Linked DNA regions of Homo sapiens: all the other regions are linked to region 2. The links are chromatin contacts, found by Hi-C or POLR2A ChIA-PET in ENCODE. All regions are on one chromosome and are shown on one strand. The core of a region is the stretch at or near the end of the contact, and the rest is flanking DNA. Distances in the headings are between cores, read along the strand shown. Region 1 holds the start of PSMG4 (proteasome assembly chaperone 4). Region 2 holds the start of FAM50B (family with sequence similarity 50 member B). Region 3 holds the start of LINC01011 (long intergenic non-protein coding RNA 1011).

Region 1 (3,564 bases), core at 184-2,683, 590 kb after region 2:
GCGGAGGTTGCAGTAAGCCAAGATCACGCCATTGCACTCCAGCCTGGGCGACAGAGCAAGACTTTGCTTCAAAAAAAAAAAAAAAAAATATATATATATATACAATTTAAGACAAGGTTATACTGGAGTAGGATGGGCCCTTAATCCAACATTACTGATGTCCTTATGAGAAGAGTCGGGCTCACTGAGGAAGGAGGATCATCACTTGAGGCCAGGAGTTCAAGAACAGCCTGGGCAAAATAGTGAGACCCCCATCTCTACAAAAAAACACAATTAGCCAGGTATGGTGGCACATGTCTGTAGTCCTAGCTACTCGGGAGGCTGAGGAAGGAGGATCACTTAAGCCCAGGAGTTTGAGGTGACAGTGAGCTATAATAATGACACTGTACCCCAGCCTGGGTGACAGTGAGAGACCTTGTCTACAGATCTTTGAGAATAAACCTCTGTTGTTTTAAGCCACGCGGTCTGTGGCACTTTCTTACAGCTGCCTCAGGAAACCAGGAGAAACCAGGCGGCGACACGCAAAGCCGGAAAGGCGGGAGAGGAGGGGAAATGATAATGTCCCAGGCTTGGCCCAGCGCGGCAGGGTGAAGGTGAGGGCGGCTTGGGTTTTGTCTGCTTTGACTGGCGGCAGTGCCTAGGGACTCAGCACGTGGAGTGTGAAGAAAGAGGAATCAAAGACAACTGCGAGGCTCTGAACGCACAGCCAGGAAGATGGAGCTGCCATCACAGCGCCAGTCAGGCGGAGGAGGGAGCAGGTTTGGAGAAGAGAGCCTGATGTGTGCCTAGTGCGAAATGCCTGAGACATCCAGTGGAGACGCAAGAGTCCCCAAAAAATTATCAGTGTGCTCAAAATCCAGATGGCAGGAGAGCTACGAGGCAGACGCGTCCCCCAGCGAGCGTGTGGCGAGGACAGACCCAAGACATTCTGACCTACAGAGACCAGTGCGGGACGCAGCTGCGGGGCGGCGGGACAAGGAGAGGGGCCCGGGGCCCGCGCGCAGCTCCCGAGGTGGTGCAGGCCCTGGCGCCCGCGGGCTTCCTAAGACATCCCACGGGTGGGCTTCGGGGGAGTAGGGCGCCCTGTGGACCCAAGAGAAGCCTGGGGGGCTGCAGCTCGCGCAGGCCCGGCGCCCCCGCGCCCCCGCCCCGCCGCCCGCACCCTCGGCCGCCAGGCACTCACGTAGCGGCTGCACATGGCCACGGCGAGGTTGCGCAGGTGCGGCGTGGCCCCCACCCACAGGAACAGCGAGTCCGTCAGCCGCATGACGTGGAAGTGGACCAGCTGCTCCCACAGCCTCGCGCTGAAGTTGTGCAGGGAGACGTCCCCGCCGGCGGCGACAACCAGCCCCTCCATGCCGCCCCACGGCTCCCGGCCCACAGCGCCAGACCCGGGTCCTCGCCGCTGCCAGCCCCGCCAGACCCGATGGAGCGAGCACCGAGAGACCGAGCGCGCTTTCGCTTTCGGCCCCGGAAGGGCGGGGGTGAGGGGCGTGGTCGGGGAGGGGCGATCCCGGGCTTGGGTTGGGGGCGTGGTCGAGGCGGGGCGGCTGCCGGCCCTGGGCGGAGTAGCTGTCCCTGGTTGTCTTGCTGGCCTCTCCCGCACACCAGTACCTCTCTGGACGGGCTGGGGAAACCCACTTGAGTAGCAGAGTGCGACAGTGACCTCTAGGAGTCCACGGGCGCCCAGCAGAACTCACCCTCGCTTTGTTTCCCCCCACCCCCTAATTATTACTGACGCGGGGCATTCAAGGGCTGAAGCCAGCCGCACCGTCCTCCCAGGCCGTGACACTTCGCCCTACAGACATTAATTTAATTAAAAATTTAAAAAGACTGATTTTTAATTAGTTCTTCAAGCACTCTGAGAACGGCCACCTCCCGTCCCACCTCCTCCTCCTAGCAGCCCTTTAACTCCAAGGAGGCTTCGACGGCACCCAGCCCTAATTAAGAATGGCAACGGTATTGGGAGAAAGCCTTTAGAAAGGAAAATTGTGTCAACTAAGTTGGCAGGAGGATGGGCAGGCACCCTTTTGGACGCCGAGTCCCAAGCTGCAGTCATGTACATGGCCTCGGGCTACCCCCTTAACCTCTCTGAGACTCAGTTTCCTCATCTGCAAAATGCAAATAAGAACAGGTGCCTTTCGGAGACGTGGAAAGGATCTCAAGAGAGATTAATGGGAAGCACCAACAATCATCCAATCATCCCATTGTCATACCTATGGGGAGACCCCTTGAACACTTCAGGACATTACAGAGTTGAGAAAAGGAAGCCTTGATGGGTTAAGAGAGAAGGTGGTAAAAGAAAACAGCCCATTTTGTCAGATTCTGTTACAACTGACTTTAGAGATTTAACTTGGAACTATAAAAGGTCTGCTTTAAAAATCTCTAATAGATCTAAGTTGACTAAATTGAAATTTAAGAGGGCATTTTCCATAGTTCTATTTGCTAATTATCGATGATTCAATAATACAGTTAATTTTCAGGTCAATATTTTAACAGCTTTATTAAAATGTGATTAACATACAATAACTGCACATATATAGTGTACAAATTGAAGTCTTGACACGTTATAGCCAGTGAAATCATCATCACAATCCACAAAGTGAACGCGTCCAGTACTCCCTCCTGCCCTCAGTAATGACTCCTGCCCCCAACCACTGATCTGCTTCCTGCCACACAGATTAGTCTGCATTTTCCAGAGTTTTGTATCAGTGGAATCACACAGTATGTACTGTTTTTTGTCCAGCTTCTTTCCTTCATCATAATTATCTTGGGTTCATCTGCTTGTGTGTCAATGGCTTGTGTCTTTGTATTACTAAGCAGTGTTCCATTGTATGGCTACACCATAATTGTTTTATCCCTTTACTTTGTGATTTGAGGCCCTTCAATCAGCTAGGAGGACCCAAAGATTAAGGAAACAAAGTTACCGACCGGTGGAGAGTTCAAGGCCTGGCTGGCATGGCAAATTTCTCAATCTGGATTGTAATGATGGTTTCACTGGTTATACATGTCTCAAAACCTCAATGCTCCTCTCTCTCTCCAGCTTTGCTGTCACTGCTCGGGAAACACACAGGCAGAGGGTCACAGCCAGTCATGCCCAACATCAGCGGCCCTGGAACACTGCCCTGCAGTCCCTAGACAGCGTCCTCTCTCACTCCCCTTGACTATGCTCCCCAAACCCTGAGCTGACCCAAACCCAAGTTCAGCAGATGCCCTTGCTTCTGATGTTATGCAGAAAATAGAGGTGACAAAGCCAGATTTTCCCAGCTCCTTGTCCCTCTCCTAAAATGCTTATCTTCATTGGACCCTATCTTTCCTTCTGCTCACTCTGTGACAGTGAAAGATAAAGATGTCCCTCCTTGTACAGAAGGTCAATCCATCCACCTGTGCTCTGACCCTGTCCTTTCACGTCCTCAGGAACCCCCCTCATTATCTGTGATGCGTCTCCAAAGAGCCTGCATGTGCCACCTAGGTCCACTTCAAAAAAAACTTGTCCCAACTGCTACAAATCCTACCTTCTGCCACGGCCTCCTCTAGAGTCTGCACACCCTCCCCGTGGCAGCC
Region 2 (3,581 bases), core at 126-2,625:
GGCCTCCCAGCGGCTGGCGGGGAAGATGTGCTTGTTCTTCTCGTACCAGCTGCGCAGCACCACCTTGCCCGCGTGCGACTCGTCCTTCTCCATGGTGGCGTCGCTGAGCAGGCGCACGTCATCGTGCACATCGAAGCTGAAGAGCGGCCCGCTCTTGCCCCTCGCCCTGGCGATGATGAAGTCGTAGAAGGTGTGGTAGTGCGGCAGGATGAGGTCCTCCTTGATGAACATGAGCTGCTCCACGCCGGCGGAGCGCAGCTCCAGGAAGTCCTTGCGCAGCCCCTGCAGCGCCTTCTTCAGGAACTGCTGCACCGTGTTGCCCTTGCGCACCCGCACCGTGCGCCGGTGGCCCGAGCCGTCCCAGTAGCTGAAGGTGACCTCCATCTCCTCGTCCTTCACTTTCTCGCGCTGCGCCTCCCACTCTTGGCGCAGCTCCTCTCGGAGCCGGTTCTCCTCCTCCTCGCGGTCGCGGTCTGGCAGGAAGCTGGTGTCCACGTCGGGGTTCTTGCCCAGGTTTCCGGCGCGCCTGGCCTCGGCCGCGTCGGCCTGGTCATCGAGGTCGTCTAGTGCAAAGGACAGGCAGGAGATCTTACGCTTGCGCTCGCGCCGCTGCTCCTGCTCCCGCTGCCGCTCCTGCTGCAGCCGCTGCTCCTCCAGGTGCTGGCGCTTGGCCAGCTGCCGCTCGCGCTCCCTGACCAGGGCCTCCTGCCGGGCCTTCATGTCGTTCAGGGTCACCAGGCCCACCGTGCTGGACTTCAGCTCGGCCTCCACGGCGTCGTAATGCGCCGAGAACCTCTTGTCCACCTGCGACTTGAGGATGGTCTCCTCGGCGATGCGCTGCTTCAGCACCTCCATCTGCTCCCGCTGCCTTTCGCGCTTCTTGAGGAGGTGCATGGCACGGCCTGCCTCGCGCATGGTGCCCTTGTACTGCGCCATGGCCCGCGCCTACCCGATGGGCTCTGCAGCAAAGAGGAAAAACGCGGCAGGTAGAGGGGGGCCCACGCAACGGCGGGGAATGCTCAGCTCTGCGCCTCCTCACAGGGCTTTCGGCAGTGATGGAAGCGTTCAGGGGCTGGGCCGACCTGCTAGGGTAACCACCAACCTGACAGTGTCACCAGGCACCAATTTCCAGCATTTTATTTGACCTCAATAAATGCAAATGCGAACGGCCCCACGTAACGGGTGGCTGCCATGCCTGAGCGCAGCGCTGAATTTGGGGAGCTGCATACAGAGAGGGTTGGGCTACTGAGCGGACCCTTACCTGCCCAAGCACCCTGTCGAGCGGAGACACGCGGGAGCTGACCTCCACGAGAACCACCCACGAGCAGAGGCCCACTCGCCCCGGGCTCTCGCGACAGCCGTGGACACAGGAAGTGGAGGCGGTGCGCCCCCTGGCGGGGAGGCGGGCCCTGAGGAGAGTGCCAGGCTCCTGGTAGGGCGGCTGCGGAAACAGGAAGTGGAGGTGGATCGCCCCCTGGCGGGGAGGCGGGCCCTGGGAAGAGCTCCGGGCTCCTGGTAGGGGCGGTGCTCCTGTGGGGCGGGCCAGCGCGGGGAGGATCCTGGAGGAGGCGCTTCTGGCCCTGCCCAGCCGTGGCTGGCCGGGGCTCCTGTTTTCACGCTGTGGGCAGGGCGGGCCCCCACCTGCTGTGCGTGCGTGCTGAGCCTTCTCGTGCCCAACTGTAAACACGCAGAAGCAATGTGGGCGCAGCGCAAGCTGCTGTGGCCACCCAGAGAGCCTTGCAACACGGCCCTGCTCTCCAACCCTCCTCCTCCCGCCTCTGATGCTACCCCGCTGTGGCGTCTCGTGAACATTACCTGCGCACCACTGCCTGTAATTCTTTCTTATGGCCCCAACACAACCATTCTTTGATAATAGAACCCTACTCGCCCCCCAGTTTCGTGACAAAACCTGCACTCAGCTTGTTTGACCTCTTCTATACAGCAGTTTCCCCCGGGTTCTAAGCTCTAATAACCATGGGACACTGAGTTAAAGTGTAGCAGTGTCTTTACTGTGAGCCTCTAACATGCCAGTTTCCACTGTAACTCTCCAAGAGCAGGGCAGACCAGTTCATGTTTCGTGACCGTTTCTCCCCTGCAGGAGATCTGGTAACACTCGCCGAAACCAGTGCTTCCTGGGACCTAGTTTGGAAAAGCTGGTTGTGAAATACATACTGCGGTTCAGCCTCCTCCCGCCTAAGAGCAACAATGCCTGTGAGCATAACCTTACCAAGAAGCGTGAATCATATGATAATTACATATGGCACCCACATATCCAGAGGAGAACAGCACGGTGTGAGCCCTCATCAAATTGTCCAAGCCAGAAACCTAGGCCTTTTCCTGGAATGACGTTCCTCCACAGGTAATCAATTACAGAAGAGCCTTTCACACTTTCCTTTTTCTCCCATTCCCCACCACTTGCCTTAATCTAGGAAATTAGCATTTTTTTTAATCTAAAGCCTTCTCATTGTTGCCCCATCACCAGAATACAAGAATATCTTATTTTATTGAGCTCTGGGATACTGTGTGTTTTGTTTTTGTTTTTACAAATTGAAGATTTGTGGCAACACAGCGTCAAGCGCCTACTGGCTCCATTTTTCCAGCAGCATGTGCTCACTTCGTGTTCCTGTGTCACATTTTGGTAATTCTTGCAATATTTCAGACTTTTTCATTGTGATATCTGCTATGGTGATCTGTGATCATCGTTCTGTGAGGTTATTGTAATTGTTTGGGGGCACTCCGAAGTGTGCAGTAGAAGACAAAGACGTTTATTGATTTAACTGATAAATGTTATGTATGTTCTGACTGCTCCACTGACTGGCTGTTCCTTCATCTCTCTTCCTGTCCCTAGGCTTCCCTAGTGCCTGAGACACAGCAATATTGAAATTAGGCCAATTAATAACCCTACAATGGCCTCTAAGTGTTCAAGTGAAAAGAAGTGTCACACGTCTCTCACTTTAAATCAAAGGCTAGAAATGATTCAGCTCAGTGAGGAAAGTATGTCAAAAGCCAGGATAGGCCAAAAGCTAGGCCTCTTTTGCCAAACAGTTAGCTAAGTTGTGAATGCAAAGGAAAAAAATCTTGAATGAAACTGAAAGCGCTTTCCTGGTAAACATATGAATGATAAGAAAGCAAAACAGCCTTATTGCTTATATGGAGAAAGTTCTAGTGGTCTGGATAGAAGATCAAACCAGCCACGACATTCCCTTAAACCAAAGCCTAATCCAGGGCAAGGCCCTAAGTCTCTTCAATTCTGTGAAGCTGAGAGAGGTGAGGAAGCTTCAGAAGAAAAGTCTGAAGGTAGCAGAGGTTGGTTCATGAGGCTGAGGAAGGAAGTCACCTCTATAACATAAAGTGCAAGGTGAAGCAGCAAGTGTGATGGAGAAGCTGCAGCAGGTTATCCAGAAGATCTAGCTAAGAGCACTGATGACGGAGGCTACCCTAAACAATACATTTTCAATGTAGACAAAATAGCCTTCTATTGGAAGAAGATGCCATTTAGGACTTTTATATCTAGAGAGGAGAAGTCAATGCCTGGCTTCATGGCTTCAAAGGACAGGTTGACTCTCTTGCTAGGGGCTAGT
Region 3 (3,698 bases), core at 227-2,726, 860 kb after region 2:
AACATTTTTAAACTAAATTGTATGTATTATAGAACAGTCCTCTGCGCTGAGCTTGGACTTAAAGTGGAAAGGCTTACATTTGCAGAATTAAAAAAAGCATCGAAACATTCTGTGGCAGGAAGTCCTGCGAGCCTCCTCGCCCCAGCCCGGTTTCCCGCGGGCCCCAGCCTCATCCCCCAAGGCCCCACCCTGAGAGCCCCCAGGTCCCAGCCGCGTCCTCCTGGACCCCTCCCAGGCGTGGCGAGCCGGGTCGCGGGAGCGCTCCGCCACCAGGGGACAGTGCGGCGCCGACCGTGGGCTGCTGGCTCGGCCGAGGGCACCCAGGCGCCCTCCGCTGCAGCGGGCTGGTTGCAGAGGGGCGGGCTCTCGCCAGGCAGCAGGCGCTCCGGGCGCAGCTGGGAGGAAGGAACGCCCCCGGGAGTGGGCGGCGGCCGAGGGACCCTGCAACCGTCCTCCCTGGAGGAGGCCCCCGCAGCTCCCGCAGCCCCCCTCATCCCGGACGGGCCGGGGATTGGGACTGGCCTGGGGTCTCCTACTCTCCTACTCCGCGCAGGAAGTAGCCCCTTGGCAGGACCGGCGGTGCCTGCTGCTTTCAGGAGCCCCGAGCCGCTTTTGTCTGGGTGCAGCTCAGCTCACATCCCCGATGCAAGTCTTTCCCGGCTCGTCTCCCCTTCTTCCCGGAGTCCATGCCTTGCTGTCGGTGACTCATCCCACACTGTGCCCTGCGACTCACCCTGTCGCTTTCTCTGTTCATCCGGGAGCGCGGCGCCATCTCCCTCCAGCCCCGCCTCCCCTACAGTGCTCCGTGCTGAGGTCGCACGTTCTCTCCTCCCTCCAGCTCCCTGGCTCTTGGCCCTTCCCAGGCCACCAGGCGACAGCAGCCTCCGCCTTCATTTCCCTTGGTCATTTCAGGCGCATGCTTGGAGGATTTCAGGATCTGACTCAGCTTCCCCGCCATGCATCCCTCCACCAGCATCCAGTCACACCTCTGCAGCCTTCAGTGTCCTGGAAAGGACTGACCAATCTGACCCATTAGAACCTACCCAGACCAATTTGAAGGCCACTGCCCCTCAACCGTGGCCACCCACTCCTGCCCCACCTGGAGCCCCAAACTGCTCAGTTCCTTCTCTAAAACTCTGCCCTCTTTTGTTTGTTGTGAATAACTGTCTTCCCTGGTTCTTTCCACACCTCTCTGGCCTCTCCTTGTCTTTTTCTGGTTCTTTTTTTCTCTATTCTCCCTTATGCACTGGCCTTGCTGGAGGTCCCTGCTCTCCCTGCAAAACCTCACCACACCCTTGACTTCAGCTATATCCATTTCACCTCACGTTGACATCTGGTGCCTAGACCTCTCTCCCGAGCCTTCCACACCATGCCAAAAATGAAATTCATTTTCTCCTCTAAATTTGCTCACCTTCTTGTTTTCCCAATCTTATTTATTGTCACAGCCATTCCCCTGCTGGTCCAAGTCAGTAGTCTGAGAGTCATGCTAGACTCCTCCTTCCTTATCTACCCATCCACCAATCCCCAAGCCCTGTCTATCCTCCTTTTTTTTTTTTTTTTTTTCCAGTCAGAGTCTTGCTGTGTTGCCCAGGCTAGAGTGCAATGGCACGATCTCGGCTCACTGCAATCTTTGCCTCCCGGGTTCAAGTGATTCTCCTGCCTCAGCCTCCTGAGTAGCTGGGATTACAGGCGCATGTCACCACGCCCAGCTAATTTTTGTATTTTTAGCAGAGATGAGGTTTTGCCATGTTGGCCAGGCTGGTCTTGAACTGCTGACCTCGTGATCCGCCTGCCTCTGCCTCCCAAAGTGCTGGGATTACTGGCATGAGCCACTGTGCCTGGTCATCTATCCTCCTTTTTAAATAGCTCTGCCATGTGTGCCTGTCTCCCCTGACAGCTCACCCTCATCCTATTTGTCCACATTGCTGCAGAGTAGTCTCTTCCATACACCAGGAGTTCCCAACCCCCGGGCCACAGACCTGACTGGTCTGTAGCCTGTTAGGAACCAGGACACACAGCAAGAGGTGAGCCACCAGTGGGTGAGCTAGTGAAGCTTTATCTGTATGTGCAGCTGCTCCCCATTGCTTGCATTACCACCAGAGCTCTGCCTCCTATCAGATCAGGCAGCATTAGATTCTTATAGGAGCACAAACCCTACTGTGAACTGCACACATAAGGGATCTAGGATGTGCGCTCCTTATGAGAATCTAATGCCTGATAATCTGCCGTTGTCTTCATCACCCCCACATGGGGCCAGATAGTTGCAGGAAAACAAGCTCAGGGCTCCCACTGAAAATAAAGTGCACAAGAAGTGTCATGTGCTTGAATCATCCCGAAACCATCCTCTGCTGTCCAAGGAAAAATAGTTTTCCACAAAACCCCTCCCTGGTGCCAAAAAGGTTGGGATGGTTGCCATACATAACTCTGATGATGAGACCACGAAGCTCAGAATCCTCCAGAGGCTCTCCACTGCCTGTAAGATGAAATAAAATTTATGGGTGTGACTTATCCATAAGGGCCCAGTCTAAACTGCCTCATATTTAATTATATAGTAAGCTATTTGTTTCCTCAAACGTATATATTTTGGCCCATTTCCCAGTCTCCTAGGTTGGAATATGCTCTGTGTGTCACCTGGCCAGCTCATGCTCTTTCTCATTCTCAGCTCAAGTGTTAGGGACTCTATGACACCTTTCTTGATTCTCCCAGTCAGACATATTGTTGCTACTTTTTCTTAACACTTATCCTTTTATCCTTGGCACCACTAAAGCACATATCACATCAGATTTCACTTGTTTGCACATCTGTCTGGCATCTTGAGCCCAGGGACCGTGTCGCCTGTCTTCATGTCCCCAGGCCCTAGTGTAGCTCCCAGCCTATAGTGAGTGCAGAATAAAAGTTTGTAGAATGAGGCCAGGCGCGGTGGCTCATGCCGGTAATCCCAGCACTTTGTGAGGCCAAGGTGGGCAGATCACGAGGTCAGGAGTTTGAGACCAGCCTGACCAACATGGTGAAACCTCGTCTCTACTAAAAATACAAAAAATAGCCGGGTGTGGTGGCACGCGCCTGTAATCCCAGCTACTCAGGAGGCTGAGGCAGGAGAATCGCTCAAACCTAGGAGGTGGAAGTTGCAGTAAGCTGAGATCGCGCCACTGCACTCCAGCCTGTGCAACAGAGTGAGACTCTGTCTCAAAAAAAAAAAAAAAAGTTTGTAGAATGAATGAAACAATTAGTTACACCACAGTTAGTGAGTCATCGATACTTCATCAAGGCTGGGTATTTCGTATAATAAAGTTATTAAAGCTGATAAGCAAAGATCAAGTTACCCAAAGAACAGCACTGCCGGTGATCTAAAGGTCTTTGCCCTCAGGTTGCTTAGGTAACGGAAAGGATAAGAACTCCCCACTGTTCTGGGGCGGATCTTACATTGCTTTTGGAAGAGGCAATAGACTTGGGAAAGAAAGGAGTGTGTGTATTGAGGTATTGAGGGAATGGTTAGGTGGGAGGAGTCAGAGAGGAAGGCTGCAGTAGCCCCTCAGTCGACCCTGGCTGCTTTGTCCTTGGGGCTCAGTGAACAGATTATCTGTTTTCATGGTAAGGGGTTGGGATTCTCTACTTCAGGTGGGCACCCAGAAAGTGAATTGCTCGCCTTTGTTTAAAAATAATGAAAATGGGCCGGGCGCGGTGGCTCATGCCTGTAA

What was found. Hi-C counts contacts between places; a loop is a spot of excess contacts on that map. ChIA-PET counts read pairs that join two places held with the same protein, here RNA polymerase II (POLR2A). Pooled maps may share reads with other maps.
Region 1: a loop to region 2 is called in a pooled map, with 8 times the contacts of the local background. The contact joins the promoter of PSMG4 here to the promoter of FAM50B in region 2. A Hi-C loop is called at or near these places in 1 of 168 maps with a recorded cell type or tissue (naive thymus-derived CD4-positive, alpha-beta T cell), 1 of 37 single-sample maps with no recorded cell type and 8 of 50 pooled maps. POLR2A ChIA-PET finds 5 or more read pairs at or near these places in 1 of 52 experiments (CD4-positive, alpha-beta memory T cell).
Region 3: a loop to region 2 is called in a map of CD4-positive, alpha-beta memory T cell, with 11 times the contacts of the local background. The contact joins the promoter of LINC01011 here to the promoter of FAM50B in region 2. A Hi-C loop is called at or near these places in 1 of 168 maps with a recorded cell type or tissue (CD4-positive, alpha-beta memory T cell) and 5 of 50 pooled maps. POLR2A ChIA-PET finds 5 or more read pairs at or near these places in 3 of 52 experiments (CD4-positive, alpha-beta memory T cell, WTC11 and activated CD4-positive, alpha-beta T cell).

Annotation. Positions count from the first base shown.
Region 1 is chr6:3,256,816-3,260,379 of GRCh38, reverse strand. It overlaps PSMG4 (proteasome assembly chaperone 4), which reads right to left and starts at 1,433. Exons shown (of 3, transcript NM_001128591.2): 1 at 1,184-1,433. The coding sequence starts at 1,357. RefSeq lists an enhancer at 724-853 and silencers at 974-1,073, 1,124-1,243, 1,364-1,613.
Region 2 is chr6:3,847,167-3,850,747 of GRCh38, reverse strand. It overlaps FAM50B (family with sequence similarity 50 member B), which reads right to left and starts at 1,375. Exons shown (of 2, transcript NM_012135.3): 1 at 1,262-1,375; 2 at 1-959. The coding sequence starts at 936. LOC107986557 (a long non-coding RNA gene) reads left to right here and starts at 1,382. Exons shown (of 3, transcript XR_001743931.2): 1 at 1,382-1,432; 2 at 2,099-2,359. RefSeq lists an enhancer at 1,192-1,311 and a silencer at 1,582-1,701.
Region 3 is chr6:2,985,745-2,989,442 of GRCh38, reverse strand. LINC01011 (long intergenic non-protein coding RNA 1011) reads right to left here and starts at 1,476. Exons shown (of 3, transcript NR_026856.1): 1 at 1,412-1,476. NQO2-AS1 (NQO2 antisense RNA 1) reads left to right here. Exons shown (of 2, transcript NR_186367.1): 2 at 1-107. RefSeq lists a silencer at 112-531 and enhancers at 1-724, 725-1,534.